4 separate regions of the Homo sapiens genome follow, and all the other regions are linked to region 2. The links are chromatin loops, found by intact Hi-C in ENCODE. Cell type or tissue: GM12878. All regions are shown on one strand. Region 1 overlaps LINC00423 (long intergenic non-protein coding RNA 423). Region 2 holds the start of KL (klotho). Region 3 holds the start of LINC00423 (long intergenic non-protein coding RNA 423). Region 4 overlaps PDS5B (PDS5 cohesin associated factor B).

What was found. Hi-C counts contacts between places; a loop is a spot of excess contacts. Peaks named below come from ENCODE experiments on the same cell type or tissue, not always from the same donor. Only the 100,000 strongest peaks of a DNase experiment are listed, where the experiment ranks them.
Region 1: it touches region 2 in a loop (7-fold over the local background); 3 of 110 quality-filtered maps call a loop at or near these places.
Region 3: a loop joins it to region 2, with 4 times the contacts of the local background. A loop is called at or near these places in 2 of 110 quality-filtered maps.
Region 4: it touches region 2 in a loop (3-fold over the local background); 5 of 110 quality-filtered maps call a loop at or near these places.

The regions. Positions count from the first base shown.
Region 1 is chr13:32,836,383-32,844,382 of GRCh38, forward strand. All of the region lies in intron 4 of LINC00423 (long intergenic non-protein coding RNA 423), which reads right to left. Among named protein-coding and RNA genes, the nearest start is that of LINC00423, 71 kb to the right of the region's middle. RefSeq lists an enhancer at 1,019-1,178. In GM12878, no CTCF peak of the experiment used is centred here; DNase peaks (open chromatin) are centred at 2,787 and 4,849; H3K4me3 peaks cover 296 bases; H3K27ac peaks cover 2,616 bases.
Region 2 is chr13:33,014,436-33,022,435 of GRCh38, forward strand. KL (klotho) reads left to right here and starts at 1,988. Exons shown (of 5, transcript NM_004795.4): 1 at 1,988-2,824. The coding sequence starts at 2,006. LOC124903151 (translation initiation factor IF-2-like) reads right to left here and starts at 2,018. Exons shown (of 2, transcript XM_047430819.1): 1 at 1,401-2,018. The coding sequence starts at 2,007. RefSeq lists enhancers at 1,592-2,167, 2,168-2,745, 2,954-3,013 and silencers at 2,024-2,093, 2,784-2,883. In GM12878, a CTCF peak has its summit at 3,364; a DNase peak (open chromatin) is centred at 3,346; H3K4me3 peaks cover 2,013 bases.
Region 3 is chr13:32,907,234-32,915,233 of GRCh38, forward strand. It overlaps LINC00423 (long intergenic non-protein coding RNA 423), which reads right to left and starts at 4,419. Exons shown (of 5, transcript NR_047020.1): 1 at 3,790-4,419; 2 at 3,404-3,487. In GM12878, a CTCF peak has its summit at 4,484 (motif pointing left); a DNase peak (open chromatin) is centred at 4,452.
Region 4 is chr13:32,646,140-32,654,139 of GRCh38, forward strand. It overlaps PDS5B (PDS5 cohesin associated factor B), which reads left to right. Exons shown (of 35, transcript NM_015032.4): 2 at 2,615-2,741; 3 at 5,665-5,868. The coding sequence starts at 2,634. Among named protein-coding and RNA genes, the nearest start is that of PDS5B, 64 kb to the left of the region's middle. RefSeq lists an enhancer at 32-141 and a silencer at 4,763-4,852. In GM12878, a CTCF peak has its summit at 4,801 (motif pointing left); a DNase peak (open chromatin) is centred at 4,732; H3K27ac peaks cover 1,034 bases.

The DNA.
Region 1 (8,000 bases), 180 kb before region 2:
CAACAAATAATTATCCAACTCCAAATGTGAACAGTGGCAAGACTGAGAATTCCTGTTTTAATGCAAAAAGGAATAAGTTCAGATTTTGTAGCAGCTGAAGCAAATATAATTTGGGGGAGCCTCTTTAAGCAAAAAATATAAAATCACAAATAGAAAATTGGCTAGATTCTTTTTTTTTTTTTTTTTTTTTTTGAGATGGAGTCTCGCTCTGTGTCCCAGGCTGGAGTGCTGTGGTGCAATCTTGGCTCACTGCAACCACTGCCTCCCGGGTTCAAGCAATTCTCCTGCCTCAGCGTCCTGAGTAGCTGGGACTACAGGCAATGTGACATCACGCCCGGCTAATTTTTTTGTTTTTAGTTGAGATGGGGTTTCACCATATTGGCCATGCTGGTCTCAAACTCCTGACTTCAAGTGATCCACCCGCCTCGGCCTCCCAAAGTGCTGGGATTACAGGTATGAGTTTCAGCGCCTGGCTGAAAATTGGCTAGATTCTTTGTTTGGTCTGCTATAACAAATGACCACAAACTGTGTGGCTTATAAACAAAAAAAAATTATTTCTCATAGTTCTGGAGGCTGGGGAGTCCGAGATGGAGGTGCTGGCAGCTTTGGTGTCTGGTGGGGGTCTGCTTCCTGGTTCATAAATGGCTGTCTTTTCACTGTGTCCCCGCAGGTGAAAGGGACAAGAGAGCTCTCTGGGGCTTCTTTTATAAGGGTAATAATCCTATTTGTGAGGGCTCTGCCTTCATGATCTAACCATCTCCCAAAGGCCCCACCTCCAAGTACCATTACTTTGGGGATTGGATTTCACCATGTGAATGTGATGTGTGGGGGGTTGGGGTACAGACATTCACATATAGCAGCTAGGAATGCAAATATTTATCTAGCATAAGAAAAGAAATCACAAAAACTACTAGAGTTTTAGATATCCAGGTCTCATTCTTCAGAGATATTTTTAGGGACATTTTCAGAAATGCCTCCTGTTTGCAACCTGACTTCCACTCCCCACCTAGACCACCCCAGGAACCAGTCTGGTGCAAGTAAAGAGCCCAGTTGCTTAAGCTTCATTATCTTCAGGATAAATCTGCTTCTGACTGTATCATTTGTCATATTTGCATTGCAATTGTCTATAGCAGGAAGGGAAAGACTAGAAACCTAACACAATTTGCTTCCTCCTTCTAGAAGATGTTCATATGCATGAGTGCGTGTGTGTGTGTACATGAGTGTGAGTATGTATGTATGTGTTTATGTATGTGTGTGTATGTAAGTGCATGTGTAAATGAGTGTATGAAGATATGTGAGCGTGCATGCACATGTGTGTCATGAGTCAAAGCATAAATGAGATAAATCTCCACTGCATCTTTCTGCTCAGAGGTGCTATTAAGAGGGGGAGGGGCCTGAGAATCTGATCCCGTTAAAAGACTGTAATTTGCACTGTCAAAACCTGGAGTCTTCTACTAGATGGCGCTTGGTTAGCAGTCAACCCAATGAGCCTTCTAACTTATAAGGCAAGAGCTGGAGAGATACGCAGGCAGGGAAGGGACTTTTCATGACAAAGTGGGAGAGAATCAGGTTTTTCTGCCACAGAGAGAGGGGAAGCTGGGTGCTCTGCCGGAATGACCCCAGCAGAGTGGTTTCTAGAGTGAGATCCAGGATGCAGGCCAGAGCAGTTTGTAAAAGCCTCAAGGCCAGGTGAGCTATGGAGGAGGGAATTTGGAAGGCGCAGAAACTAAGAGCCAAAGATCAGTAGGCGGTGGGAGGGGGTTGGGCTCAGAAAAGCTATTTTTATTAAAATATTACAAAATGTAACTTCCCAATATTGGTGACATCGTGAACACCTAGGCAGCCTGATTTGTTCCTGTTACTGTCTCCCAACATGGGAAGTGAACTCCTCCGGAAAATGAAAAGGGCCTTCATTTGAGCACACCTAGAACATCTGACATCCAGCACAGCAGGGGGCTTGGTTGTTGAATTAAATCAATCAATGAGTGAGGGATGAATAAGGATGGGAGAGAATCAAGAGAGAATAGAGAGACCAGGCATGCTAGAGCGGGCCAAACAAGCCCGAGTAATCTAGGCTGAGATTAGACATGAAATCCACAAGATCAAATTCGGCTGGGCTGAGACGCGCAGCAGCCACATTTTCCTGAGCAGAGAGGTGAGAGCGCTGCAGGGTCCCATCCAGCTGGGCTGTGAGGTCGCAGAGGAGGATCTTTACTCTGGCTGGGGACTGTATTTCCAGGCTTTTTTTTTTTTTTTTTAAGGCAGCCGCTGACCACTTGCCTTGATTATAAGAAGTATTGCTTGAGTGACTTTGCTCTGCCTGGACAATACTCAGTGAAGCGATGATGTACGGCAGCCATTGAGAGCAGTTGCAAACCCATCCCTGGGCCAGCGAGATAATATTGCTGTGTTCTCCAGAAGGTCCTTCTCCGGAATTTGCTATCCTTCTTGTGGCTGTAGTTGAACAAACTTACATTTGACTTAAAGGGAGGTGTTTATCTAAGCTGTCTTCCTTTTAGGAAAAATAATGGACACAGTGACGTGTAAATCCACTGAGCACCTTGGACATCACAACCAGAGGGTCATGTGCCCCTGAGATTGAGTGGACTATACCTTGGGGGATGGGAAAGGTGGGGGCGGGGTGAAAGCCCGCAGTTACATTCAGACAGCACAGCCCTGGAAATGGATCTTAATTCATTTCACAAGCAATTCCAATGTGCTACAGCAGCTGAGCCCTGTCTGCATTTGCTTGTTTGTTTAGCAAAGGGAAATGTCCTTAGCCTAGCAGCCTGCACGAACTGTTTGCCTAGAGACAGTCACAATAATTGAGCCAACCTGGAAGGCAGGAAATAGGGCCTTAGAGGCCCTACTTCTACTTTTAGAAGTAGGTTTTGGTTTCTTTTTTTAAAGAGGTATTTAAAAAATGGCTATGCAATTTTCCATCCCCCCCAAATGAACCATATTTTTAAGACTGTCTCTGTTTTGTAGCTCTTATTTTCTGAGTGTCACATAGAAGGCACTCAAATAAATATTGCTTCAATACATTTGGTTTGTTTCCAGTTTTTGCCTTTTTTTTTTTTTGAGACAGAATCCCACCCTGTTCCCAAGGCTAGGGTGCAGTGGCGCCATCTTGGCTTACTGCAACCTCCGCCTCCTGGGTTCAAGCCATTCTCCTGCCTCGGCCTTCTGAGTAGCTGAGACTACAAGTGTGTGCTATCATGCCTGGCTAATTTTTGTATTTTAGTAGGGACGGCGTTTCTCCATGTTGGCCAGGCTGGTCTTGAACTCCTGGCCTCAAGTGATCCACCGCCTTGGCCTCTTTAAGTGCTGGGATTATAGGCATGGGCCATCAGGCCCTGCCCCAGTTTTTGTCTTTTTAAGCAATGACGCATTCAACCCATGGGTACCTGCAAGCTGTGCATGCATCTGATTACTTTCTTGGGATAAATTCATTTATTCCTACAAATAAATTAGAGCACCTTAGGGTGTGTATAAATTACTTGGTGGGGTGGGTCTTATTTCAATGCGGGATCTGATTCCATAGGTCTGGGATGGGGCCTGAAAGTCTGCTTTTTTAAGAATCTTCTGAGGTGTGCCAGTGCTGCTGGTCTGGGGACCACACTTTGAGATGCAAGGCCCTAGGTACCACCATAAGCAAGTGGAGCAGTGCCCAGCCAGGGTGGTGGCTCACCTCCTGGAGGCAGATTAGAGCAAACCAGGCCCCTGTAGATTCGGGGAAAGGAGAACATTAACCCTGTCTCCAGTATCAACTCCCAGACTCTCCGGTGTGAATTTCTGCCTCTGCTCTCATGAAATGTCAGAAAGGGTAAAGATATCTCAGTGGCGAATTTTGTGATCTATTTGGAATCAAATGGTTGCTTTGGGAGCCCAGAGGAATTATTAATGAGCCAATAAATGGGATACTGGCAACTTGCCAATTGCTAATAGTGTCCCTCCAAGCGGCAGATGGGGAGCAGGTCATAATAGTGGTCAGCTCAGAGGCTGGCTTTGCTAGGGATAGTCACACTGTGGTCCCCCCAACTTTGCTTAAGGCTTAGAGCAAGCTGCTCCCCGCCTTTCTCCTCTGTGGAAATGTGAGGAGTGCTTGCCTTATCCTGTCCTTGGTCAGCAGAAAACCCTTTCTTAGGGGAAATTTGACCCTTGATGGCTATTTTCCTTTGTCCAGTTTTCCGCCTTTATTTATTTATTTTTTAAATTATTATTATTATTATTATTATTAATTATTTTGAGACAGGGTCTTACTCTGCTGCCCAAGCTGGAGTGCAGTGGCATGACCTTGGCTCACTGCAACCTCCACCTCCTGGGTTCAAGTGATTCTCCTGTCTCAGCCTCCTGAGTAGCTGGGACTACAGGTGTGCACCACCACACCCAACTAATTTTTTGTGTATATTTTGGTAGAGATGGGGTTTCGCCATGTTGGCCAGGCTGGTCTTCAACTCCTGAATCCAGTGATCCAACCGCCTCGGCCTCCTAAAGTGCTGAGATTACAGGTGTGAGCCACTGCGCCCGACCAATTGTACTCCTTCTTATACTTCCAGAAACTGTTTTCTTCAAGGCAGTATCCAAGGGGGCTTGTCAGAGAGAGGCAGGAAGACCCTGTGGGTAGCACGCGGCATCCAAGAACATCCCTTCTGGCAGATTTCCAAATGAAATCTGAGATCTGGCTTTTGGCTGACCTTCAGGGATAGCCTTAAAAGTTGCTGCGGTTTTACCTGGTCTTATGAACGGTTTCATTTGGAGAGCTTTCCCCCTGAGGTGGAATGCAATCTAAAAACTAAATAAAGAAATGATTCATCAAAAGCATCTTTTGACCAACGAGGGGAACAAAATGACTGCTTCCATCCAGCCCTGTGTCTGCTAAGAGCTGAATGACTTGAGAATGTGGAAGACATGTCACTAAATGCTGCAGTTACTTTCAGGTGGTCTGCTACATCTGTGTTTCTGCTGGTTCGACCGCCTGAGAGGAAATTTTGCCCTCAGCAGGCAGTTCCAGGGAGTTGAGGCATGCAAGCCACCATCCAGGCCCCCTAGGAAGGTAGGAGAGGCCTGGAAAACTTGGGTGTGCTTTAGCTCGGCTACATGACCCAGCTGGGGAGACAAACTGGAGCCATGCCCACTGTTCTGGGACCCCAGCCAATGTGGCACATTCACAGGAGTGAAAACTAGAGACCAGCCTGACCCACACATCAGTCTCATTTCCCAGGGGAAGCCGTGTCTCCCACCATGAAGTTCGGTGATTCCTGTCTCTTCTGTGTAACACTCTCATGTCACTTCTGCTTTTCATCTTGAAAAAGTTATTTACCAATTCATCTTTACTCCCTAACTTCTAAGCTTCTTGGAGACTCTGTTAGGTCCCTCTCCACTCGGTAGCCTTTGCACATAATAGACTCTTGGGCTCTTTTGAGTGAATAACTAGTGGAGGATTAGATAGGTCCCAGTCAATCTAAGAGGGCTCCCTGGAGGAGATGACTTCCCTCCTAGGTTTTAAAGGAAGCGGTGGTCTCTTGGATTTGTTGAATTATCCCCTAGGTTCTCCTTTTCCCTATTTTATTTATTCTCTACCTCCCTATTCTTATTTTTAAATGTGACTGATCCTCCATGTCCATATATATATGTGTATCTATATACACACACACATACACATATACATTAGAGGTTGAGCATTCCTAATCTGAAAACCTGAAATCCAAATTTCAAAACTTTTTGAGTATCAACATGACACCACAAGTTAAAAATTCCACACATAAGGACTTAACATAACTTTGTTTCATGTTAACATAAACTTTGTTTCATGCACAAAATTATTAAAAAATTGTATAAAATTACTTTCAGTCTACACACAAAGGAATATATGAAACAAATGAATTTTGTGCTTAGACTTGGGTCCATCCCCAAGATATCTCATTATGTATATGCAAAGATTCCAAAATCTGAAAAAATCCGAAATCTGAAACATCTCTGGTCCTAAGCATTTCAGATAAGGGATACTCTTTGTGTGTGTGTATGTGTATGTGTGTGTGTGTGTGTGTTTGTATATATTATCAAAGGAAAGAGTATTGTGTGTGCGCGCGCGCACACACACACACACACACACACAATACTCTTTCCTTTGATAATATTAACCCTCATCTACATTTAGATGACTTCTCCCTTGCTCTCAAACTTCAATTTCACATTTCTAAATACCCTGTGGCTGGCAGCCTCTGAGATAGACCCTAATGATTCCTGCCTCCTGGTACTGATGACTTTGTAAGATTATATTCCCTTTGAGTAACTTGCTTCTAACAAATATGGCAATATGAGAGATGTCACTTCCATGATTAGGTTACAAAAGATTGTAATGTCCCTCTTGCTAGAAGACTGTCTGTGTGGCCTCCTTGGCTTGCATGCTTCCATGCAGCTGCTGTGTTGGAGAGGCCCACATGGCAAGGGACTGAGAGTGGCCTCTGGCCAGTAGCCAGCAAGGAACTGGGGTCTCCAGGCCAACAGCTCATGAAAAATGGAATTCTGACAACCATATGAGTGGGCTTGGAAGTGGACCCAACCCCAGCTGAGCCTTCAGATGAATACGCAGTGCCAGCTGATGCCTTGACCACAGCTGTGTGAAAGATCCTGGAACAAAAGCACCAGCTAATTCCTGACCCACATAAGTTGTTAGATAATAAATGGGTATTGTTTTAAGCCACGGATTTTTTGAAATAATTTGTTACACAGCAACAGATAACTAATACATACTGTCAATCTAAATAACAAACAGAGAGAAGCTCTCTAGAAGAAAAATATATTTATTCCGGAGTAGGACATTGCAATGGGAATAGAGGTGTATTAGCAAACTGTGTGTGTATCCAGGGAGGTAAAGGAGGGAAAGGTTTTTAAAGAAAAATGAGGAGGATTACATAATTGTTTTGAGATAATTATCCTTGGGTACAAGGATCAATAACAAGGGTGACGCCAGTTTGAGGTTGCACAGGCGGTTGCTGGGCAGATGTCCTCAAAGACGTATATTTTTGTGTGTGAGGTTGTGATGGTCTTTGTGCAAAGTTGTGGCTTTTGCAGTTTTTTGAGATAGTTTTTGTTATCAGGCGTTTAGGTATGAGAATCCTCTCATCATAGCCTTCCCTGGCTCTATTTGTCAGGGTTTTTTTGTTTTTGTTTTTGGTGCCACACACTTTTAAACAACCAGATCCATGAGAACTCACTATCATGAAGACAGCACCAAGTGAGGATGAAATTAAACCATGAGAAATCACCCTCCCCCCAAGTCCAATCACCTCTGACCAGGCCCCACCTCCAGCATTGGGGATTACAATTCAACATGAGATTTGGGTGGGGACACAGATCCAAACCATATCAATGGAGAAACAGTGTGGGAGGCTCTCTGAGGTCCATACAGTTCTTTCTGGGCTGCAGTACCCCACAAAGGAGGCTTCCCTGCCAACGTTTGTGTGGTCACAAGCACTCATTTGTTTATGGTGTATGTCTTATCAAAATGGCAAAAATACTCCTTTTTACTGCCATTTTGGAGGAAAAATCCCATTAAGAGCTGATCATTTGAAAGGGAAAAAAGTCTACATGCCAAGAAAAAAATTTTCTCTTCTAATAAAGACCTTTTCCTGTTAAAAAAAAAAAACCCAAATAACCCAAAAAACACTGGTGACTCCAGTTCAATTCTGACAACTTTCACAATATGCCATGACTTTTGTCGCTGGAATATCAAGACTGAACTCATCACCTTCACCCTAGTTTTCCCTGACCAGCTCCTTCTGCTAATCCCCCTGCCCCGGTTCTTGGCCTCTCAGTCCCTATCTACCCAGTCTGTAGGCTTGGAAGCCCTTCTCACTCCTGCTCCCTCATCTGTATTTCTACATCTTGGGTCCTGCTCATTCTCCTTGTGCTGGTCCTAGGAGTGTCTGCCACGAAGGCCTTTGCCAGGTGGAAAGCTCCTTCCTCTTTCCCAGGGTGGGCCTGCATCATCGGGC
Region 2 (8,000 bases):
TAATCACTGCTTTAAAATTTAAAAAATGCTGCTGGTCAAGTAAAAATAGCAATAGATAAAATCTGCCCTGAGCAAACAGACCATACATCAATAAATGAATACTTAGCTTAAGCGATTTTCCATGAGACCCATGAAGCATTTCTAATTGAAACTTAACAAGCTACAACCCAACAGACACTCCAATCTTCACTTCTAGAAGGGAAATGTGATACTCCATGTAGACGTAGCTTTTTAAATTTAGCTGGAAGACAGCGTGACAGTGAAGTTGTGTGCTGTAATTTTTTAAAATTGCTGAAGTGTCATGGTTTGCTATTTCGTATTTATTGAAAAAATGTAAATGCTATATTTAACAGAATGGCAGTAACTCTGTTTCAATCTGAAGACTTAATCTTACTAATCATGGTAATATATGCTGGCTGGAGTTGGGAATATTTCATAAAATACTGGAATAAATTTGTGCTTATATTTCAGGGGAATTAATAAAAGCACCTTCATCTGCAACATTTAAAATGTTATTGCCTTTAAATTTGTATTAAATAATGCAGGGAAGATAGATCACTGGGGGAGAATGGATGCACCTCTGTGAGGATCTTGGTCATTCAACACACGTGTACGGGTGAGGAAACTAAGGCACGACTTACTGGGTAGGGAGGTAGGGATATTAGCAAGATCCTTCACTTGTCTGGGCTTTCTGTCTTTGAGTCACCTTTGCGCAGTTTTTCACTGGACTTCACAAGCCTCTGAGGCGGCAGGGCAGACAGGACATCCTTATTTTATAGAGGAGGAAACTTAGGCTTACAGAGGTTTCCTGCCCCAAATCACAAAGGTGGAGCCTAGACCTTCTCAGTCTCCACCAACTGTATTTCGGTTAGCCACAATCCTATCTACCCACATCCAAATGGACACTGTGGCTCTGCAACTTCTGTCAAAAGGGCTCTTTGGCAACAGGAAAAACGTCATGGCTCCATTGTATTGTAGAGGATGGGAATGGGTGTTCCGGCTAAATTCTCCCTCCCCTTTCCCTCCACAGCTCAGATGGCAAATGTGCGACCCAGGGACCTCCCGCTCCAGCAGACCTGTGCGCACAACTTTGCACAGATTACCTGCTAAGTCAGAGCCGAAAGGTAACACAGATGCCAAAGGATAATAAAGGTGAATGAGATTTACTCAAAATTGGAAACTTGGTGTTTGGTTTTTCAGGAGAACAATCAACGACTGTGATTTGAAGTTCACCAGGGTATTCTGAGAGATCTAATCAAAGATAGAGTGCTGGTTTGAAATTATTAAAAGGTAACAGTAAAAGGGAGAGCAAAACCCCAGTCCCAACGCAACCCATAAATCTACTTTGTCTTCCTCGAAAGAGGGGCGCGGGTGGGCGCGTCTCCCCGCGAGCATCTCACCTAAGGGGGAATCCCTTTCAGCGCACGGCGAAGTTCCCCCTCGGCTGTCCCACCTGGCAGTCCCTCTAGGATTTCGGCCAGTCCCTAATTGGCTCCAGCAATGTCCAGCCGGAGCTTCTTTGGGCCTCCGAGTGGGAGAAAAGTGAGAGCAGGTGCTTCCCCAGCGGCGCGCTCCGCTAGGGCCCGGCAGGATCCCGCCCCCAAGTCGGGGAAAGTTGGTCGGCGCCTTTTCTCCCCGACGAAGCCGCTCCAGGGCTGCTCTCAGAGGACGCGCGGCAGGCAAAGAGAATGAACCTGAGCGTCCACGAAACGTCCTGCACGGCTCCCGGGAGCTGGGAGAAACAGGTGCCTTTCTCCGACGTCCGCGGGCGACGCCTGCCGCACCTTGCCCGCTGCCGCGCCCCTCCCGGGCACCCCTCGCCCTCGGCGCCCCTGCCCCCGCCCCCAGTGCCAGGGCGGAGGCAGTCCCGGCTCGCAGGTAATTATTGCCAGCGGAGCCCGCCGGGGAGCGGGGGTGGGCGCGCCGGCGGTGGGCGGGCGGGCGCGGCGGGGCGCGGGCATAAAGGGGCGCGGCGCGGGGCCCCGGAGCCTGGCTCCCGCGCAGCATGCCCGCCAGCGCCCCGCCGCGCCGCCCGCGGCCGCCGCCGCCGTCGCTGTCGCTGCTGCTGGTGCTGCTGGGCCTGGGCGGCCGCCGCCTGCGTGCGGAGCCGGGCGACGGCGCGCAGACCTGGGCCCGTTTCTCGCGGCCTCCTGCCCCCGAGGCCGCGGGCCTCTTCCAGGGCACCTTCCCCGACGGCTTCCTCTGGGCCGTGGGCAGCGCCGCCTACCAGACCGAGGGCGGCTGGCAGCAGCACGGCAAGGGTGCGTCCATCTGGGATACGTTCACCCACCACCCCCTGGCACCCCCGGGAGACTCCCGGAACGCCAGTCTGCCGTTGGGCGCCCCGTCGCCGCTGCAGCCCGCCACCGGGGACGTAGCCAGCGACAGCTACAACAACGTCTTCCGCGACACGGAGGCGCTGCGCGAGCTCGGGGTCACTCACTACCGCTTCTCCATCTCGTGGGCGCGAGTGCTCCCCAATGGCAGCGCGGGCGTCCCCAACCGCGAGGGGCTGCGCTACTACCGGCGCCTGCTGGAGCGGCTGCGGGAGCTGGGCGTGCAGCCCGTGGTCACCCTGTACCACTGGGACCTGCCCCAGCGCCTGCAGGACGCCTACGGCGGCTGGGCCAACCGCGCCCTGGCCGACCACTTCAGGGATTACGCGGAGCTCTGCTTCCGCCACTTCGGCGGTCAGGTCAAGTACTGGATCACCATCGACAACCCCTACGTGGTGGCCTGGCACGGCTACGCCACCGGGCGCCTGGCCCCCGGCATCCGGGGCAGCCCGCGGCTCGGGTACCTGGTGGCGCACAACCTCCTCCTGGTGAGTGCGAGGGGCCAGGCGGAGGGCCACGCAGGGGAGACAGAGGGCCTCCACAGGGGCCAGGGGGAAGTGTGGGAACTGAGTCTCCCCCAGACGAGGCTTCACTTGGACACGTGTATGTGGTCACCGGGGGAAACTGAGCAGTTCTGACTTCCCTTGGAAGGCGTGGAATTAGGAGAGAAATCCCTTAGTGGGCACACGAGTGAGTGCCCCTTGGAGTCCATCTGTGGAAAGGAAGCGGTGATAGGTTTCCGCAGTGAGGAAAGAAACTCCTTTCTCTGGGTGTAGAGGAATTCCTAGAGGTGAGGGCGGGGAGGATTTGCTAGGAGTAACTGCAGGAAGAGAATGAGCAGGGTGGATGAAAGAAACACGTTTGTTCTTAAGCCGCACAGATAGCATTACTCTCTGGAGCTGTCACGAGTTCAGTGTTAATCCAATAAGATCTGTCTTGCTTGTGGCACAAGTTCACACTGTTGTGAAAGTGTCAAAACACAACTCCCGGAGAGTCAGATTTAAACTGTGTTTGGAGGTCCCTTCTGCGGCAGGGCAGGGAACTGCATCCACCAATCTTATTCACCGGGGTGTGAAGACCGCTTTATACAATCTCAAACAAAGCTAGTCATAGAAACACAGAAACAACTGCAGGGTGATATAGATTGTTCTACCACATCTATATTTCCACAGTGCTCTCTACAGTTGAAAGGGTTCCTCACTTATGACATTGTTAGCCTGATAAAATTAATTGTAACACCCTTGTGCAAAATATTTTATTAATTTTGACAGCAGGAAATATTGCTATGCCATGGTAAAGTTGTCTCAAGTATTTCTTCCTCCTTTTTTCTCCTTAGTGTTCAAATTTAGGCACCATTGTTTTGGGGATTCATTTATAATCATGTCAGTTGTTAGTACACTTTGTACAGAGTTTTGTATCACAATAAAATATTTTATGTACATGTATAAACATTTTAATAAAAGTGTTTAAATGTACAACTTTTGGTACCCAATTCTGATCACTTGTGGGCCTACTGGAAGACTTATTTTTAAATTTAGAATTCAGCCACATATTCTGAACAAAGTCAGTACTAAAACCATTTCTAAACACTTTTAATTAAAGCCATAGATAATATGGGCAGAGCAGTACTGGGTTATTGAGGTGACTTAGTGCTCTGAGCTGCTGGTAATGTTGTAATAATGGCTAAATTAGATTTTATGTCAGTTCCACAAAACCTGTTTGCTGCTACTGGCCATAAAAGAATGTTGGATTTGTTTGGAAACACATTGTGATTTTTGTGATTTCATACTTATGTATGTCTTTTCATAAGGATGTTTTAGAGCGGTGATTCTTATACTTTTTCAATCCTTTTATGGATCTGAAAAACTCTAAAGACCACCAGTGTATGGCTGGTGATAGAAAAACTATGGGAAGAATGGTCTCACTTTTTGAAGAAAACATAAGCAAGTTATCAGTTCATACTGGAAGCAAATAAATGGATCAGCTGGAGGATCTAATAGATCATGCCCATAAAATCTTTACTTTAGATTTAAATCCTACAAGTTCTATTTTTAGAGTCCCTAGGATAAACTTGCATATACAAAGTAGTCAATTGTTATTATAGTGACTTATAGGATCATTTTATTATAAGATAAAGACTTGCGTGCTCTCTGGTGCTCTGGTGTTTTAAATAATCAACATGTTTTAGATCTTTTTGCCCACTCATGGCCCTCTGATTAACTTCTCAGTTATATTTTTCAATGCTTACACAAAAAATTTGCCAAACACTAACCATCCTTCCTAGAAATGCAGTGGACTTTGTATTTAGGGAAATTAGTAACAGGTGAATGCTCCATTTGCTGATGTTGCAAACAAACTGTTAGTTGGTGTAAAGTATTAATTTTGCTTTCACATTTCTTTTGGTTTGGTGTTTAGTCATTCTTGTATCTTATTTAGAAGCGAGTTCCCATTGTCAAAGAAAGTATCTTGAATTAATTTTGTTGTATGAGATACTTTCATTCTGTTTTCAATGACCTTTCTCGGTGTGTATATAGGGGTTGGGGGAAGCGAGAATAGAAAAATTTGAGCTTACCTGAAAAAGATAAAACATTCTGCAGATTTTGATAAAAGGGCATTTTAGCTGGGGCTTAGATATTGCTGCTGTACAGATATAGGGGCCAGTTGTGTTCCGGGATCTGATGTTGGTGAAGGATAAAGACTGGCTAGCACCCTTCCCTCACTCCCTCTGTGTTTCCACTAACTTACAAATGGGCTAAGGAGATCCCCTGGGATGATGGGAAGCTTGACCCCTCCTAGAGAGTCAAGAATCATTGATGGCCTGGAGGACAGGAGGCAGAACAAACAAACAGCAGGACAAATAATGGAGGCCCTGCTCAGAATGGAGGTCTTGGTGTTCTTTGTGGGTTCCTCATACTGGAGTGAGCCTTGGCAAAAATGGTGTGTGTGTGTGTGTGTGTGTGTGAGAGAGAGAGAGAGAGAGAGAGAGGAGACAGAAGAGAAGGAGAAGAGGGGAGAGGGGAGGAGGGACAGAGAGAGAGAGGTCTCCTACAAAGAGCTTGGAGCTCAGGCTGCTTTGCTCATTTGAGTGTAATCCAGGAGGATGCACCTTTTCTCTCGGACTTGAAGACCAACTGCTCAGCCTTCACAGCTCTTGAAACAAAGTTCTTAATGTCCCCTGAAATCAGCACTAGGGACTGTAGTTGGGGAGTTCAGCCCCAGCAGTGCCTCTGAGTCTTTGTTCTGTATATGGGTTCTAAGAGGATTAGAATCAAGTTGGAAATACACGTGTTCCCATTTCCCACCTTCAACTCCCCTCACCGCCTGAGATTCTTGCAAACATTTGTGCAAGGAACCTGTGAAAAAGACTTCTTTCACGTAAGGAAGTAGGGCTAGGAGATATTAATCTGGGCATTGTTGAGCATTAGCATCAGTGTGCAGGTCTCAGCCCATCTGTCTGCAATGTTTGTTGAAGCCATCACTTCTTGTCCCTTGAATCCTTCCTCAACTTGGATTTCAGGCCCTGGCTCTCCCTTGCTTCTCCTCTCAGCTCCCTGGCGATTCCCTCTTAGTCTCCTTTGCTTGTTCCTCCTCACCTTGCCTGTAAATAGTGGAGGGCTCAGGGCTCTGTCTAGATTCACTCCAGGCCATTGCTTTGAATACTGCTGCATCCCGATGACTGGAGATTTTGAGTCTCCACCCAGGTTTCCCCGAGCATCAGACTGGCATAGACAACCGCCTTCTCCACGTGGATGTCTAATGGGCATGTCACATCGAACACATCCCAAACCAAACCCCTGCTTCCCCTTCTCTATTATGATGACTTTTTACTCTTCCAGTTGTTGGACCCCGAATCTTAACTACTCCCCTTTTTCATGTCTTGTTTCTAATCCATCAACAAATCCTGCAGCTCTACCTACCTCCAGGATGTGTCCAGAATCAAACCACTTCTCCCCTTATCTATGACTACGATGGAGGTGCAAGACACCATCCAACCTTGCCTGGGTAATGGGAACAGCCTCACTGCTGGGGTTCTTATTTCTGCCTTGCCCCCTGCAGTGTGCCATGATGGATGCTCTACAGGGTGACATTATGTGTGGACAAGACAGAGTCCTTGCTTTTTCAAATCCCACCTGTTCTTCTGGAGCCAGCTAACACGCTCCCTTGGGCCCCATGCCTGAATGCCATCTCTTCCTTCTATGGCATCCTGCACAGGACTTCGCTTTGCTCAGATGCCTCCTCCCGCGCTCTTCCCTTTATTTAACCATTTGTCTCCATTTTACCCCTTCGCTATCTGGGGTAATCCTGTTCCCTTCATCTGTATCTCTGAAAATGGCATCTTGCCCTCCCTTGGTGCTCAGAAGGTGGCTTCTGGTTTACCGAATAGCCTGATTTCACCTTTATAAACTCATGCTACTAGAATTTTCTCTCCTTGTCAGTCTTTCTAGCCACTTTCCAATGGAACAGAGACTACCAAATCCTAATCTGATAAGGAAAAATAGGTAAACATAACGTGGCAGACTCTGACATCTGCAGTGAAAATTTAAGGTTCATCATCAAATGTATGATTCCATTGTGAAAATGTCCAGTTAAAAGCTATCTGTAGTCACCATGCAGCATTATGAAGAAGTTTTCAGAATAAGGGCAGGTGGTAAAGTCTCCTGGCCAGCTTTAGGAGTATATATTGGAAGGGGCTTTGTTAGCTGATTGAATTTTTATTCCCCAAGTAATTAGTATGAGCGATTTGTCTACTGTATATATGCTCAAATTACATATACTATGCACTTTTGAGAAATACTTTACAAGTTTTTCTTTCATTAAAATGTATTTGGGGCCGGGCGCAGTGGCTCACACCTGTAATCCCAGCACTTTGGGAGGCTGAGGCGGGTGGATCACCTGAGATCAGGAGTTTGAGAACAGCCTGGCCAACATGGTGAAACCCCGTCTCTACTAAAAATATGGAAAATTCACCAGACGTGGTGGCAGGTGCCTGTAATCCCAGCTACTTGGGAGGCTGAGGCAGGAGAATCGTTTGAACATGGGAGGCAGAGGTTGTAGTGAGCTGAGATCGCACCATTGCACTCCATCCTGAGCAACAAGAGCGAAACTCCATCTCAAAAAAATGTATTTTGTACATAACTAGAATAATCAACTGGATTGAAAGTTAATATAAATTTTAGAATACTACTGAATTCAATAGTGCATTTAGTCAGAAATAGTTAAAATATCTCCCAAACAGCTTGAATCACTCCTTTTTGAACACATTGTTTTTTGAAGGTTACAGTCAAGTCCAAGAAAAAATTTTAAAATAGGAAAAGAATTAATCAAATCATTTCAAAATCATAGCAGTGTTTTAACAATGCCAATTATTTTGAGTTGAAGAAAAGAAGGAAAATGTAAACTATGCATTCAAGTAATGTCAATGCACCTTCTCAGGTGCAAAATGAATGAACAATTAACTGTGCCAGCTGAATATGTAGCAATCACGGCTTTTGCACATAGAAGCCTTCTGAATTATCTTATATTCTCAAAAATATCATTGCTCTAAACTAGAATTTTATTATAATTAATTTGTGCAAAAGTTGTCTTTCTTTCAATGAATGTTGTCTTTTTGAGGCATAAAGGAAATTTTAGGTGGAGGAGGAGAATAGAATACATGCTTACTGG
Region 3 (8,000 bases), 110 kb before region 2:
TAGATTGAAAAATCCCTAACTTTCCCCCTCTCTGCTAACTATTCAGTGAATTTCTTTACTAGTGTGTGCTTCCTTGCCTGGAAAGTTAACAAACTTGGTTTTGTGGTTTTTATTTATTTTATACCTCTGGTGGCCTATGTTTTATTATTTTTCAGAATGCAGGCTGTCGGGGAGCCAACTATCACTTAACATCTGGCAGCAGCACAGAAAAAATTCTGAACATTAAGACCAACTGAAAGAAAGCCCCAAACCAAACCAAACCAAACACAACCAAAGCAAACAAAACAAAAAACATAAACCAGTAACAGCAGCACCAACAACATAATAACAGCAAATCTCACTCATCAGACCACCTTGCTGGGAAATGCTACCCAAAATAATTTCCTGACTCAGGTCATTTAAACTTGGAGTTGATTTCAACTGGACTAAGCCAATTTCAATAGTGGTCTAGATTTGAATACTGCTTCTAGATGTTTGTGTGACCTCCTTGTTTGGTTTAGCATTCAAAGTCTAGTAGACTGATAAAGAACCAAGGCCATAGGGCCGGGTGCTGTGGCTCCTGCCTGTAATCCCAGCACTTTGGGAGGTCGAAGCAAGTGGATCACCTGAGGTCAGGAGTTCGTGACCAGCCTGCCCAACATGGTGGAAACCTATCTCTACTAAAAATACAAAAAGTTAGCAGGGCATGGTGGCGGATGTCTATAATCCCAGCTACTTGGGAGGCTGAGGCAGAGAACCACTTGAACCCGGGAGGCAGAGGTTGCAATGAGCTGAGATCACGCCACTGTACTCCAGCCTGGGCGACAAGAGCAAAACTCCATTTCAAAAAACAAACAAACAAACAAGCAAACCCCAAAACAAAACAAAACAAAACAAAACAAAACAACGAACCAAGGCCATAAAGTTGACAAAAATCACTTGTCTGTTACTTTTGAATTATTCATCATGTGTGCAGCACAATCTGGTGAACTTAGGTGGAAGCTGTGCATGTTTGATTTTGTTCTATGAAACATGGATTTGCTCAGAAGAATCCTCCCAGAAGTTTAGTTCACTTTGGTTTGTGGTATTATTAAAGGAACCCAGGAGATTTTCAGTTCTAACTGGTGCTTCTGCAGCACAACTTTCAAATCCTGGGAATTCTGAATCCTGTACGTAGTTCCTCACTGAAAGAAACGTCCAGCACTTTCCCCATAAGTGTACTTTCCTCTTACATCAAGATGCTGTTATGATTTGCTTTCCCCCTCACGGCAAATTACTAATGTACTTCATATTTGAAAAGGGAGTTTGCTGAAAATGTAGCAGAATCTATTTGATGTACATCTTGCTGTAGCCTTAAAGTATTACAACCCAATCTTGTTTCTGCCTCTGGCTGTTCTGATCTTTAAAAGATTTTGGTTTTTAATACAAAGTACATGATGATTTGCATGTACTGAATAAGATTGTGATCCAATGTCTTTGATGGTGGCCTTCCCTTTTATTGCTATCTTCAAGTAAGGTTTATTCAGTGCCTACTGTTCAGGGCTTTATCCTGGGAATATACAAAACGATGTTTGAGTATCTTGCCTCTGCCTTCTAGGAGTTCAACTTAAGCCATCTTACTTCTTCCCTCCCTCAAACGTTTTTAACAGGCAGAAAAATGAACATAAGAGGAATTCTTCAATAATTTAAGAGACAGGCCAGAACAAAGGCTCCTCCAAAGAATGAATGTTTAATGGCATGTTTCCAGAATGTAGGCTGCAGGAGAATGTGCACCCGGGGTGGGAGTAGATCAAAGGAAGGAGGTTAAATTATGGTTTATTTCTCATCCTTTTGTAGAACTCTTTCTGCAAGACATAGTTTCTTGGAGGATGTACCAGTTATCAATTGCTGTATAACAAGCCACCCTAAAACTGAGTGGCTTAAAAAGCACAGTGATTTATTATCTCTAAGGATCCTTGGGCTGGAAATCTGGGTGGTTCTGTTACTTGTCTTGCCTGGGCTCACTTACTGGCTGTCGTCACCTGGGAGTTTGGGGCTGAGGGTCTAAGATGGTATCACTTACTGTCAGCAGATGGTGCTGACTGTGAGATGGGGTGTCTCTGTTCTTTTTCACACAGTCTCTTATCTTCCAATAGACCAGAATGGACTTCTTCACAGCATGGTGGTCTCAGGGTCCTAAGACCTAGCCTCTAGAACTTGCATGGTGCTACTTCTGCTACATTCTATTGGTCCAAGTGGGTTTCAAGGACCTTCCAGATTCAAGAGGTGGAGAAATAGACTCCATCTTTTAATGGAAGGATCAAAGGGACATAGACCCAGAAAGCCATGATTCACTGTCATTATTATAACAATCTGTCACAACAGAACAGGGGTCAGATGAATGGGGATGAGGGGAGGGCTAGAAGATGGGGGGACAATAATCTAAGAACTGAAGACAGAGACTTCCTTTAGAATCTTTGTTCCTGTCTGCAATTATAGGATTTTCATGTGTCAGCAAAGGATAGGTTGTCTCTAGTTATTTGTTTCTGGGGAAATAGGCTCAAAGGGATGTATTAGTGAAGGAAAAATAATCAATGCTAGCAATTTTATTAATGTTTGGCACTTGGGGAAAATATGTAAAATGGAAAAGCAGAACAAATAAGAATACCAAAGAGATGTGGGGAGGTTATGTACCCAGATGCAAGTACACTAAAACAGAAGATTTTATCAGGAAATTATATATACATTATATGCTATATGTATATATTTAGCATACACATGAAATTCTTTCTTCTATAAGATAAAGTCAACTTAGGGTTGAAGCTTTTAAAGGTGGTTTTCCTTTTTATAGCCCTGCAATTTAGGCAGGCCATCACAGGGCAAAAGACATGTGGGTCCTTTTATTCAAGTCTCTTAGAGTCACATTCATGAATTTCTTATACATAGTCAGGAAACATGTAACCCTTTATTAAAGGAATTTAACCTAAAATCCACTATAAACTCGTTTTTTTAAACGTGACTTTTAGAAAAAATTCTCGTAGCACATTGTATACCTTTCTCATCAATCTTAAACTTTTCCTTATTCATTTTCTCTGAATCTAAAATCAATAGTCTTTCCAAGCAGTTTCTGTCTTAGCAGCTACTATCATTTGTCTGTTGAAGCCACAAGAATACTTCAGTCTTCCTTCCGAGGTTAGTGGACTTCATTAAAGAAATAGCTTTAGTTTTCTTTCCAGCATGCCATGTCTCTATTTTCTTTATCATGCGGAAGTGAAAAAATGTCAAATAAAAGAGGAAAGAAGTCACAGAGATCATAGTTGTGTCTTTATCCACTGCTAGTTGACCCTTGAATTTATTTTTGCAGAACTTCCTCATCTTTTCCTCCTTTTAATTGATTTCTCTAACCAGAGCTAGTATGAGTCTGAATGAAACATAGGCAGCTTACATTTTCTCCATCCGTCATAATCGATAACCACTTCCTTATAAGCTGTCGTAACTTCAGGCTTCTATGGCAACTTTCTTGGTGGACCTACAAGAATTTTTAACAGTTTGAAAACCAATCTTAAAGGTTAGAAAGGGTGACTCACACCACTTTTATTGTATAAATGCCTTCTTTATTCCTTGAGCCAGGACAACTCAAGTAAATCAGGAAATAGGCAAGAAAACAAAAATCACTCATTTGGAGATGATTACTCTGAAATATATGTCTTAACTATGCCCCACACTGAGACATCTTTTTGAAAAGTGTTCTAGTTAGTTCTAAATGAACTTACCTAATTCTCTTTCCTCCACAGCCCTCAGATAACACAAGCAATGGCCCTTCTCACTCACCAACTCAAGCAACGGTGCATCTCCACCTGGTATTGTGGTGTGGCAGGTCTATGTGGCAAGGGTTTTGTCTCCGTACTCTGGGTGAAGGTGTTGAAGATGATCCTGAGGCCTCAGTTCTCTGGAGGGAGTCTTGCGGGTAGTTAACTTCTGCTGAATCTCAGTATAGCAGTGCAAGGTCAAAACCCAAAATGCGCTCAATCTTGAGTTGTTGAAGTTGGATGAAAAGTGAAGTCATTATTGGGCATGACATCTGGTGTTTCAGTCCCAAGGCCACAAGCAGAATGTTACAATCTCTGAAGCTTAATGATTTTGCATTTCATGTAGCAGCTTAAGTTTTTCACAGCCTGAACTCAATTAATTTTCACAGCCCACTGTGGAGGTGGAGAGGGAAGTGCCATATATTTTTGCAGTAGGTGTGATAACCTGTCATTGATCACTCATTTGATGAACACCAAAACTTTGCCTGCACTTCTGGGAGGACAAAGAAGCCTCCTAACTGTCTGGTCTGTGGATCAGGTGCCGCAGGTCCTCTGCTCTAGACTATCAATCTTTTCAGCTGGTCATTTGGAGGGCATTACAGGGCAAACCATGCGCAGTTGAGACCAATTGCCTGTGCCCATGGGCAGAACTGTCTGTTGATGGGCAGAAAGGACAGCTCTAGATAACAAGCATGTGAACAACACCCCCTGGTGTTGGTGAGGATGGATCAGCAGGCATAGACATAAACTGCTGTCAGGGCTGTAACAGGAGCAGGCTTTCCTACCAACAGTGCTCAGGCAATGGAGTATCAGTGTGGTGATATATCATTATTCTAATTGGCTGTTTGGGTTTCATTGTATGGGTATGCTATAATTTATTTAATCAACATTTAAGTTGTTTCCAATTTTTCACCATTACAAAAATGCTTAATGACCAGACTTGTATATCTTTCTCTGTCACCTTGACCCATTATGGCTTCGGGGGAAAAAAAATCCCACGAATGGAATTGTTGATTCAAACTTTAAAATACTAATACATAGGGTCAAGTGACCATCTAAAAAGTTGTGTGCTAAGATTATAAATCAATTACCTAAGTTTTATTTCAGTACTTTAATAAAAATGTATATTTTTATGTCTAGGTATTTGCTCCTTCTGAAGCTTAATTTGGGCATAGAGATTTGTTATTTCTATTTTTTCCAAATGATTAGTCAGTTTATCCAACCCATTTTGTTGATAGTCCACCTTGATCATATATCAAGTTCTCACACACACATGAGTCTGTTTCTGAATTATGGATTCTGTGCTATTGGGCTTTCTGTTATTATATAATGGTTTAATGTTTATACTTGTATGCTTATAATATCCAATAGGACAAATGCTCTCTCATTAATTTGCCTGGCTATTTATGCATGCTTATTCATTCAGAAGAAATTTGAAATAAATTTTTTTCCATAACAAAGAAAAAAGTCCCAAATGATTTTTGATTTGGATTTGCATTAAATTTAGTTTTATTTCAAAGAATTGTTATTTTTACAATATATAGTACATGTTAAAAAAGAGGATGTAGTTTTCCCTGCAGTCAAACATCTTATGTTTCTCAATAGAATTTTCTTATTTTCTTCACATGTCATGCACATGACTTATTAAACTGTATTCCTAGCAGTTATATATATATAAAACTATATATTATATTTATACATATGTGTTATAAATGTATTCCTAGGAGTTATGCATATATATAAAATACAGTTACACACATATAGCTCTATATAGATAATATTTACAGATAGATAACATATATAGTAATATATAGATAATATTTACAGATAGATAACATATATAGTAATATATGTTATATATTTATATATGTTATAGCTGTATTCCTGTATATATGTTATAACAACTGTACATATGTTATAACTATATTCCTAGGAGTTATATATAATATATAAACTATTATACATAAAATATATATGTAGCTCTATATATAGAAATATATATATATAAAACTATATGTAATATATATAACTCCTAGGAGTACAGTTATAACATATATATAATATTTATATGTATAAGTTATACATATATTACATATATTATCTATTTGGTAGAGATGGGGTTGCCCAGGCTGGTCTCAAATTCCTGAGCTCAAGCAGTTCTCCTACTTTGGCCTCCTAAAGTGTTGGGATTACAGGCATGAGGCACCATGCCTGGCCTGGAATTTTATATTTTTTGATTTTATAATTCAAGGGATTCCCCCACTCCCAGTTATAGGTCTCTAGCCTGCTCCACTGGAGTCGGCTAATCTGCTTGGCCCCTGGTTGTGCAGTCATCCGGGAGCTCCACTCAGGACTTTGAACTGACACCTGCAAGGGTCGGCGGAGTGAAGAGGCTGGGCCAGGCCCTCTGCCTTCTCCTCTTCCTCCTTCAGTCCTCATCCACCTCTGGTTCCAGTGTGTGGAGCAGGCTCTGTTGTCCTAGTAAATAAAGAAGAATCAACCAACTTCACAAAACCCCCCAGAAGTGACCAGCCATAAAAATATAAGCTTATTCCAAATACCTGGGACCCTGTACCTGGAGTCGTCTGCCACAGGGCAGGTCAGATGTCCCATGGCCGAGGGCTCAGGAGCTGTGGCTGGCGGCTGGTAGCAGCACTGGCTTCTTACCTTGGCCGTGGCCCTAAGTTCCCACATGTGGGAAGTCAGCCTAGTGTGCCATGTGGGAAGTGTCCAGGTTCTTCCTGGGGACACTCTTCTGCCTACATATGTAAAGAGACAGATTTCTGGGGTGAGAAAGGCAGCTCCAGCTTTTAGAGGAGCCAGGAAATCTCCCCAAGGCTCTGACCTGAAGAAAGAACACTCTCTAGAGAACAAGGGAGCTCAATCTTTTTTTAGTTCTGATTTCTATCTCCGTCATTAAAAATCAAGCTTTAAAAATAAGACCCTATCCATTATGTTTTAATAATCATCACTCGGGCTTAAAGTGACTAATAATAAAAGGTTTTTGTTTAAATATTAAACACTAATGGTTTTGTTCTGCTCTTGAGAACTGGAGGCAGACAGTTGAAAATGGGTTCACAGTGTGCCCTGGCCCTGGGGTCTGGGCTGATGACTAAGGTGACCCCTGGGAAATGGCACCTGTAATCGGAGGCTTGACTGTCTCCCACACTACCCTTACCTTGGCCCATGTCACAGTCCCAGGCTGCCTCCTCGCTCTGGCAGCAGTGTGGGGCTTCCCAAAAGGCTTTTGCCTTTTTGTTTTCCCAAATGACCAATGGATCTTTTAGAGAGGAATCTATTGTCAATTGCTTCCTTTTTTTTTTTTTTTTTTGATGCTACAAGACTACTTTGAAGCTCAGAAAGCCAAATCCTTGATCTTAATAATAGTAGCTATTATCTGGCACTGAGCTGAAGCTTTATATACATTATGCTATTTAAAGTTTACAAGAACCCTGAAGGATACACAATATTTTTCCTATTTTAAGTATGAGAATTCTGAGGCTTAGAAATTTTAAATAGCTTTCCAAGGACACCAGATTGTAAGCAGTAGAAGGAAGATTTGGAATCAGTTTTTATCTGATTCCAAATAACATGCTCTTTCCATTGCCCTAACTCACATAACTAGATAATAATTACATAATGGGTGTAGCCCTCTTGAGACATAATTTTACTTTTATTGGACAAACCTCTTTTTTTTTGAGTGAATGGTATTTCAGGGATGATTTCAGAGCATGAGCAACTGGGCATAGTGGCATAAACATAGTAGAAAATACACTGGGCTTCACCATGTGCCAGCCATTGTTCTGAGTATTTTGTAAAGATTAAATCATTGGATCCTCACAACCATGCCATGATGTAGTGTTTCAGCATGTTCAGGCGACTATACCAAAATACCATAGACAGGAGATGGCTTATAAACAACAGAAATGTATTACTCACAGCTCTGGAGGCTGGGAAGTCCAACCTCAAGGTGCTGGTGGATTTAGTGTCTGGTGAGGGCTTGCTTTCTGGTTCATAGATGGTGCCTTTACTGTGTCCTTGCATGGTAAAAGGGGAAACAAGTTCTCTGGAGTTTCTTTTATAAGGACATTAATCCTGGTTATGAGGGCTCTGTCCTCATGGACCTAATCATGTTCCATAGGTTCTGTCTCCTAATACCATCCCCTTGGAAGGTAGGATTGCAACAGAGGAAATTTTGGGGGACATAAACATTCAGACCATAGCATGCAGGTT
Region 4 (8,000 bases), 370 kb before region 2:
GACCACAGGTGCACACCACTATGCTTGGCTAATTTATTTTTATTTTTTGTAGAGATGAGGTCTCACTGTATTGCCCAGGCTGGTCTTGAACTCCTGGGCTCAAGTGATCCACCTGCCTTAGCCTTCCCAGATGCTGGGATTACAGATGTGAACCATCATGCCCATCCAGATGTTTGTAATGTTAATCCATATTATTGTGTGAGGCAATGATTTATTCTCTCATGGCTGTGTTTTTTTTTTTTTTTTTTTTTTTGCCCCCATTGTATGACTATACTACAAATTGCTATTCATTCTAGTGTTGATGGTCATTTGTGTTTTCTGTTTTGGCAACTGAATGGTATTGCTGTGAACATTTTTTTATATGTCTTACGGTGGACAAACTATACGTTTCTATTGAGTAAATACCACAGAGTGAATCTGGGGCCTATTTATCTTTTTTTTTTTTAACTTGATATTTAGCTTAACGGGTTTTAGTGTTTGCATGACATAATTTTCCATCCTTTTACTTTCAGCATGTATCCACTTTTTTCATTGTCTTTTAAGGTGTTTATGTTGAAATTTAAAAATCTTTTCTTTTAACCTGATTGTGTATATTACATACACATATAGTACTTAGTATGTGCTAAGCAATGTTGTAGGTACTTTATATATAAATACTTACACCTCTTAGTTTTCATTTGGCTAATTTGCCCTTATTTTACTCTGCACTTAAAAATTATACTCCTTGGTTGTAAACTTCTAGATTTGCAGTTATATTCTTTCTCTGCTTTGAAGATAACATTTTGCTGTCTTCTGGCTTATGTTGTTGCTGTTGAGAAGTCACCTGTTAGTTTAAATGCTATTCCTTTCAAGGTACTGTGTGTGCTCTAAATTTTGTTTGTTTTCTGGAATTATTATTATTTTAAATTTAACCCTGTTTGGCTTACTGAATTTGTAGGTTGGTATTTTATGATATTCTCTGTAGGTATTTGGCCTCTGCTTCAATCTAGTCCTTCTGGTACTCTCATGAATCCCATGAGTGAATCTCTCATTCTTCTCTCTCTATAACTTCCATGAATTGTAGGCTACATTTAGGCCTTTCTATCCTTATGTATTTCAGGTGTATGTTTCACTGTGTTGCACTCCGGATAATTTCTTATGACCTTTCTTTCACTTCATTCTTTCTTTTTTGAGACAGGTGGAATGCAGTGGCGCAATCTCAGCTCACTGCAACCTCTACCTCCTGGGTTCAAGCAGCTCCCCTACTGCAGCCTCCCGAGTATCTGGGACTACAGGGGTGTGCCACCACACCTGGCTGATTTTTGTATTTTTTGTAGAGATGGGATTTTGGTATGTTGCCCAGGCTGTTCTTAAACTTTGGAGCTCAAAGTTTAAGCTCAAAAGGCCTGCCTTGGCCTCCCAAATGTGCTGGGATTACAGGCGTGAGCAATCCCACCTGGCCTTTAATGGTTTTTCGTATCTGCGAATACATTGACCTGTTGAATTTTCAATTTCAGTAATTGTATTTTTTCATTTTTAGAAGTTCTATTTAAAAAAAATCTTCTAGTTTAGTCTTTATAATTTTTTTTGTTTCCTGTAGATATTTTTGGAATTGTCTTTTATTTCTTTAAGATTATAGTAGTTTTACAGTCTTTGATAGACACAAAAATTGTGTCTGTTTTTGTTGTGTGGTATTTCTGCTGGTTCTCCCTCATAGTTGCTTGGTTATTTTTGACTTGATACTTGCTCATTGTTCTAGAAACATCATAGTGGGGATTCTTTGATACTTAGGATGAAGGCACCCTTCTCTAGGCAGGACTTGGATTTACTTATGTTAGGTGCTTGGGGCTGTTATTAACCAGGGGTCTGTGAGTTCATGTTTTGAGATTCTCTGGGCCACTTAGGTCATGTCAGCCCCAGCAAGTGTGCAGGCCCATGGCCAAAACTAATTACCTGTTCCTTCCCTGTATTCATGTTGCCTTTCTCTGTTTAGCACCAAGGCAGCCTTCTCAGCGGTTCCCTCTAGGGGGTGGGGCTGGGGAAAAGAGGTGTTCATTTCTAGTTTACCCTCTCCTTTGCAGGTATATCTTCTTTGGGTAGGGTGGTGGCCTACATTAATGTCAGGAGAGTTTCCTATTTGACTGTCTGCCTTGATATGTTCAGATTTACTTCTGTTCCCCTTGCCCTATAAGACCATCAAAACTGAATCCCACATTTGTCAGAAATGAAAAATGCTTTCAGAGTATAAGTAGCTATAATGTCCCAGTGTTCCCACTTACTTCCCTGGATTCCTATTTTCTCTTAGGTTTTAGTTTGAGTACTTTGTGGTGCTTTTAAAAAGTATTTATTTTTTATTTTTCTCTAGCTTACTATTATTATTATTATTTTTAGTTGGAGGGTTAGGACAAATAACAAAGCTTGCCACTGAGGAAATGAAAGTAAAAATAAGTTTTGTTTTTCTAAAAATAATTTGGGGAAATGTTCAATAGAGTGATTTTCATTAAATGGTAAAGTAAATTACTATAAATTAGGAGGTAGTTACAAATTTTGGTTGGTGGGGAAGGTTACCATTTATGTTTGTTAAGAATGTTTATATCTATTTTTTGGTTTGCATCTAATAGTTTTCTTGTTTCAGGGGTAGAAATATTTCTGTCATGGCTCATTCAAAGACTAGGACCAATGATGGAAAAATTACATATCCGCCTGGGGTCAAGGAAATATCAGATAAAATATCTAAAGAGGAGATGGTGAGACGATTAAAGGTGAGTAAAATTCTATTCTTTTTTACATCTGTGTAGGGCAGAGGTCCCCTGTGGAAATCACATGGGGCTATAATGTATCTTGTTGGGGTAACTTAAAAAAGCAAAGCAAAGCAGCAAATGGCATAGAAAAGATCTAAGGGAGTAGAGTATATAAGGTACAGTGGGGATTATTTGGCTATGATTAAAGGGACAGCAATTAGGTGAAGCTTAGATTTTCTAGGATCTCCTATACTTGGGTATAAAGAACAAGTCTACAATACTCATATTCCTTATTGTCTATACAAAGTTGTCTCCTTTCTTCTATATAGTTTCTAAAGACAACCACTTTAAGGGAGTTTTAGGTCTTTATACTGAGTAATTAGGCTGTGTACTACTTTCTTGTAAGTTATTTTCAAAGTAGGTCAAAGGGCTTCACTTTAAGCTTCTTCCTCTGCTTCTGACATGTAGTAATGAATCAAGATTGCTGGTGAACTTCTATGGATGAGGCTAGGGCCTCTTCATATGTGTTTGAATAATATTTTCACCTTTTCCTTTAGGGTGGTGGTGATCTCTGTAATTGTTAAAATGGATAAAGAAGCATAGTGTTCAAGGAGAATGTTAAGCTGGTCTATTAGTTAGTTTAGATGGTCTTTATTTTTGAGCATTTCCGATCGAGGTTGTATCTACCTAGATATTTATGTTGCTTGATATATTATTATTTATCTGGATGTCAGGGCTGAAAAATGTTCCCAAATTAATCATTGAAGATCCAGGGGCTTAAAAACAAATACTCTTCTTTATTGCTACATGGTGTATAGAATTTTTATAAAGAGAAAAAGATGCTAATACTATCATAAATTTCACATAAAGTCTTAATATTGTACATGTATGTGTTTATACTTAAAGTATCAGAATGTCAGATATCAGATGTTTATTCAAAGGAAAATCATCTTTGAGCAGATTAAATTTACTAATAGGTGGATATTTTATCTAGTTGGGAACTGGTGTGTATTTTATTAAGAATAGTCAAGCTATGAATCCCTTCTATATATGACATGTTTCATTTTCTATGTATTTACCTTCTCTTGACCTATTGCATTTTTAGAGAAACTAATACATTTATTACCTTATATTTGTTTATACTAAGTGAGCATTCCTGTTGTTTGTTGAGAAACTAATCTTGAACTCAGAGCCTACACTTAAAACTGATCAGCATTAGTGTCTTTTAGAGATGTTATTTTCTCAGATTTCTTTCCTAATTTGGAGGACTCATGAGTTATTAATGAGTTTTATAACAGCATTTGAGTTGTAGACAGTAGTGAGGAATTCCCATTTTCTGGACCTTGAACAAACTTTGTGGTTATTGTTGGTGGAATGATTGCCTCAGTACTCATATTTAATGTTTGTAATATGCTTTCATTATTTTGTAGACATTTATGTCTAGCAGTAATCCAGTTATACTTTTTTCTCATTTATTTTCCTAATTTATAGTTCCATTTTTAGCATCCTCCTTCTTAGAAAAATATGAAAAAATTATGTAGGATGATATGTACAAATACCCATGTAAGTTTTATACATTATAACAATTTGTTAACGTGTAAGGTGATACTGTTTATAAAATTTTTTTTCCTGTAACATTTTATTCAAAATATGCTTAATCTCTTATCTTTTGTTAAGAGAGCTACAGAAATAAATAGTTACATGCATGCAGTTCTTTTTTACCCTTTGTGGTTTTTCCTAAACATATAGGCAATCAAAGCATAAATCTTAAAAGTAATAAAATAAAAAAGCTAAAAGACCCAGACATCATACCCTTAATCTAAATGTAGTGCCAGGTTGCAAGGATTAGTCTACTGTTGGTTCTGGTATCTGGCATAATAGAACTGAGAGGCTGCTCTGTGAGGAGCAGTGTTTTCCACAGCTGCTCTGAGAATTCAGTAGAAATCGAGCCATTTGTTACTCAGAAGTCTAGCTGGATGGCAAGTGGAAATCGTTGCAGCATAAAGGACCAAGACATTTAACATTGATACTTTGTGGCCAGCCCCACTTGTTGCCTAGTATTTGCAGCACCACCTAGTGGATGCTGGATGGTCACCTTTCCATTGGAGTTGTATTTAAATGTCAGTTCCTGTCAAGTTAGGCAATTTTGTTTCATTTAAAGTAGGAATAGTGCAGACTGAGATCATCATTGTAATTACTAATATTGAAATCAGAGAAAGCTCTTCTGAGAATTCATGGTATACCATTCTATTTTCTATTCACCTTTTATAGAAATATTTTTGAAAAAAGAACCATTTCTTTTAGCTTCCTTTGTCTTAACTCACATGTGCAACTGAATTAATGAATTATCCACATCATATTCTCTTTTACTGCCACACAAGAAATATTTTGTTGGATGCCGTGGTAGATACTTCATAGTAGCTTTTCAGTGTTGAGGGATGCATCTTTGACATCCTTTCTTAAATAAAACCATGTGACTGGAGTGGTTTAATGACTTAAATGGAAAATTAAATTGTCATCTTAGGGTTTTCTTTAGGCATATACTTTTTCTTCTCATGAAAGGATTAGAAATATTATTTTTAAAAAAGATGGTATTCTTAAGGACATACTCCTTTTAGTCCAGTTGTACAAGTGAGACCAGAAGTTTCCACAAATATTCTATTGGAATTCTTCCAATAATGACTACTACATAAGGGCAATTTAATCTTTAAAAATCTGGTTAGCAGATATTTTGGGTAAATGAAAAAATATTTTAGTAAGTCTTTTAAATAGAAGTTTACTTTGTAGTTTTAGGAGAATTGTGTTCTCTCAAATAGAGACTTTCTGCAGAAAAATGAAAGTATATTCATTTGAAGTTAACCTTAGCAATTAACATGACCTTTATTTCACATGACTGTAGTTTTACATGGAGCATTTCATTATTTGATTTTTTATTTTTGTATAGATGGTTGTGAAAACTTTTATGGATATGGACCAGGACTCTGAAGAAGAAAAGGAGCTTTATTTAAACCTAGCTTTACATCTTGCTTCAGATTTTTTTCTCAAGCATCCTGATAAAGATGTTCGCTTACTGGTAGCCTGCTGCCTTGCTGATATTTTCAGGATTTATGCTCCTGAAGCTCCTTACACATCCCCTGATAAACTAAAGGCAAGTACTGATTTAAATAACTCCAAGATTGACCGATACTTTGATTTATCTTTCTAACTAAAATGGGAGTTAAGGTATTTAGATGATTTCCTTGGATTCTTTGACATTAGCTACAGTAATCTTTTGCTAAACTTAATGTTTTTTTTTTTTTTTAGAACTTATTTTTGAAAAACTTTCTGGTCTTGAGGTTAAGAAGTAGATTAATACAGTGTGTATTTTTTTTATATCATGTCATCATTAGCTCTGTTTCTTTCATTATAATTTTGGGGGCAATTCCTTTTCACTTTTGAAAATCCATATTGAAGACCATGGCCATTATTTAAAACATAATACCTAGTATAAACATGAGTTTATAATATATAATCCTCATTTATTTAATGGAAGGTGTGATATAAATTGTTATATTTGTGTTATAAATTGTGTTATACATTGTTATGAAGAAAATACAGGCCAGGCGCAGTGGCTCAGGCCTGTAATCCCAGCACTGTGGGAGGCCGAGGCAGGATGATTACTTGAGTTCATGAGTTTGAGGACAGCTTGGGCAACATAGCAAGGCGTTGTCTCTACTTTAAAAAAAAAAAAAAAAAAAAAAAGGAAATTAGCCTTGTGTGGTACTGTGCACCTGTAATCCCATAACTACTTGGGAAGCTGAGGTGGGAGGAGTGCTTGAACCCCCGGGGGGCGGAGGTTGCAGTGAGCCAAAATGGCACCACTGCATTCCAGCCTGGGCTGAGTGAGACCATCTCTATTAAAAAAAAAAAAAAAGATTCAGTGAACAAAATTTTAATGGAAAGGTACAAAAGACATGTGGTACTTGGTTACAGTAATTGTAAGTAAAACTATATAAATGCAAAATCTTTAAAAGATGAGAAGGGGAATAGCACGAGTAATCTTTTTAGGAAAATGCTGGTAGAAAGCATGAAGTAATTAGAGTTGTGCAAAAGATACTGAATGTTTATAAGGCAGATCAGGTAGGAATTAAAAACAGCAACAATAAAAGATAATTGTGGAGTCTGGGTGCGGTGGCTCACACCTGTGCACTTTGGGAGGCTGAGGTGGGCCGATCACCTGAGGTCAGGAGTTCGAAACCAGCCTGGCCAACATGGTGAAACTTCATCTCTACTCAAAATACAAAAATTAGCCGGCTGTGTTGGCACATGACTGTAACCCCAGCTACTGTGGAGGCTGAGACAGGAGAATCACTTGAACCTGGGAGGTGGGGGATGGAGTGAGATTGCGCCGCTGCACTCCAGCCTGGCCAACACAGCGAGAGTCTCAGAAAACAAAACAAAAAAAAGATAATTGTGGAAACTATGGGTTAGAGAATGAGTCCATAGAAAGATTATTAATCCACAGTGTGAAAAAATGGCAGGCAATTTATATTTATTTCACTTAATAAGTCTTGCTGTTACTTATGTGTCAGGAACTGGATTTACAGTGGTGAAAAAAACCCAGGCATGGTTCTTGGACTCATGGAGTTCTTGATAACTGAAGTGAGGAATGTGCTTATTTGATCAAGTCTACCACAATTCAAGTAGAGGATGTGCAACCTGTTTTGGGCATGCTTGTTTTAAATTTTGATTGGTGAAAGAATCTTAGGATGAGGGAGGTAGAGGGCAATATTTGTCATTTAAAGGTGGTATTGAATTGTAAGATTTGAGAATGGTCGGAGACTTAAAGTAGATAACATGAGCTGGTCCATGTAGTTGTATACCCAGGTACTAGCTTGATTTCTAAATGTGAATTTCTCATTTGGAGATACTTAATTGGTTTAAGGAATGATTCCATTTGTTTGATAGTGGCTGTGGCTCTCCCGTACTAGATGTCTTGTTGGCATTCTCATGACGAGGAAGTCTAACTTAAGACTGCTACTGTACAATTTATTTATCTCTCTTGGGGATCTTTCAGTTTGCATAATCAAGGACCTATTTCAGGGCTTTGGGGGTAACGAGAAATTCTCCCTAAAGAATAGCTACATATCTGTTCTGTTTCTAACAGGACAATTTATGAGAAGACTGTAAAAGAGCTGAAATTAGGGTCTTTGTGCATTATTCCCTAGCTGAAAAATGTTAAGTATTTGGTTTTTCTGATGAATTTTTGAGTCTTATTCTAAATGCCTCTTTTTTCTTTTT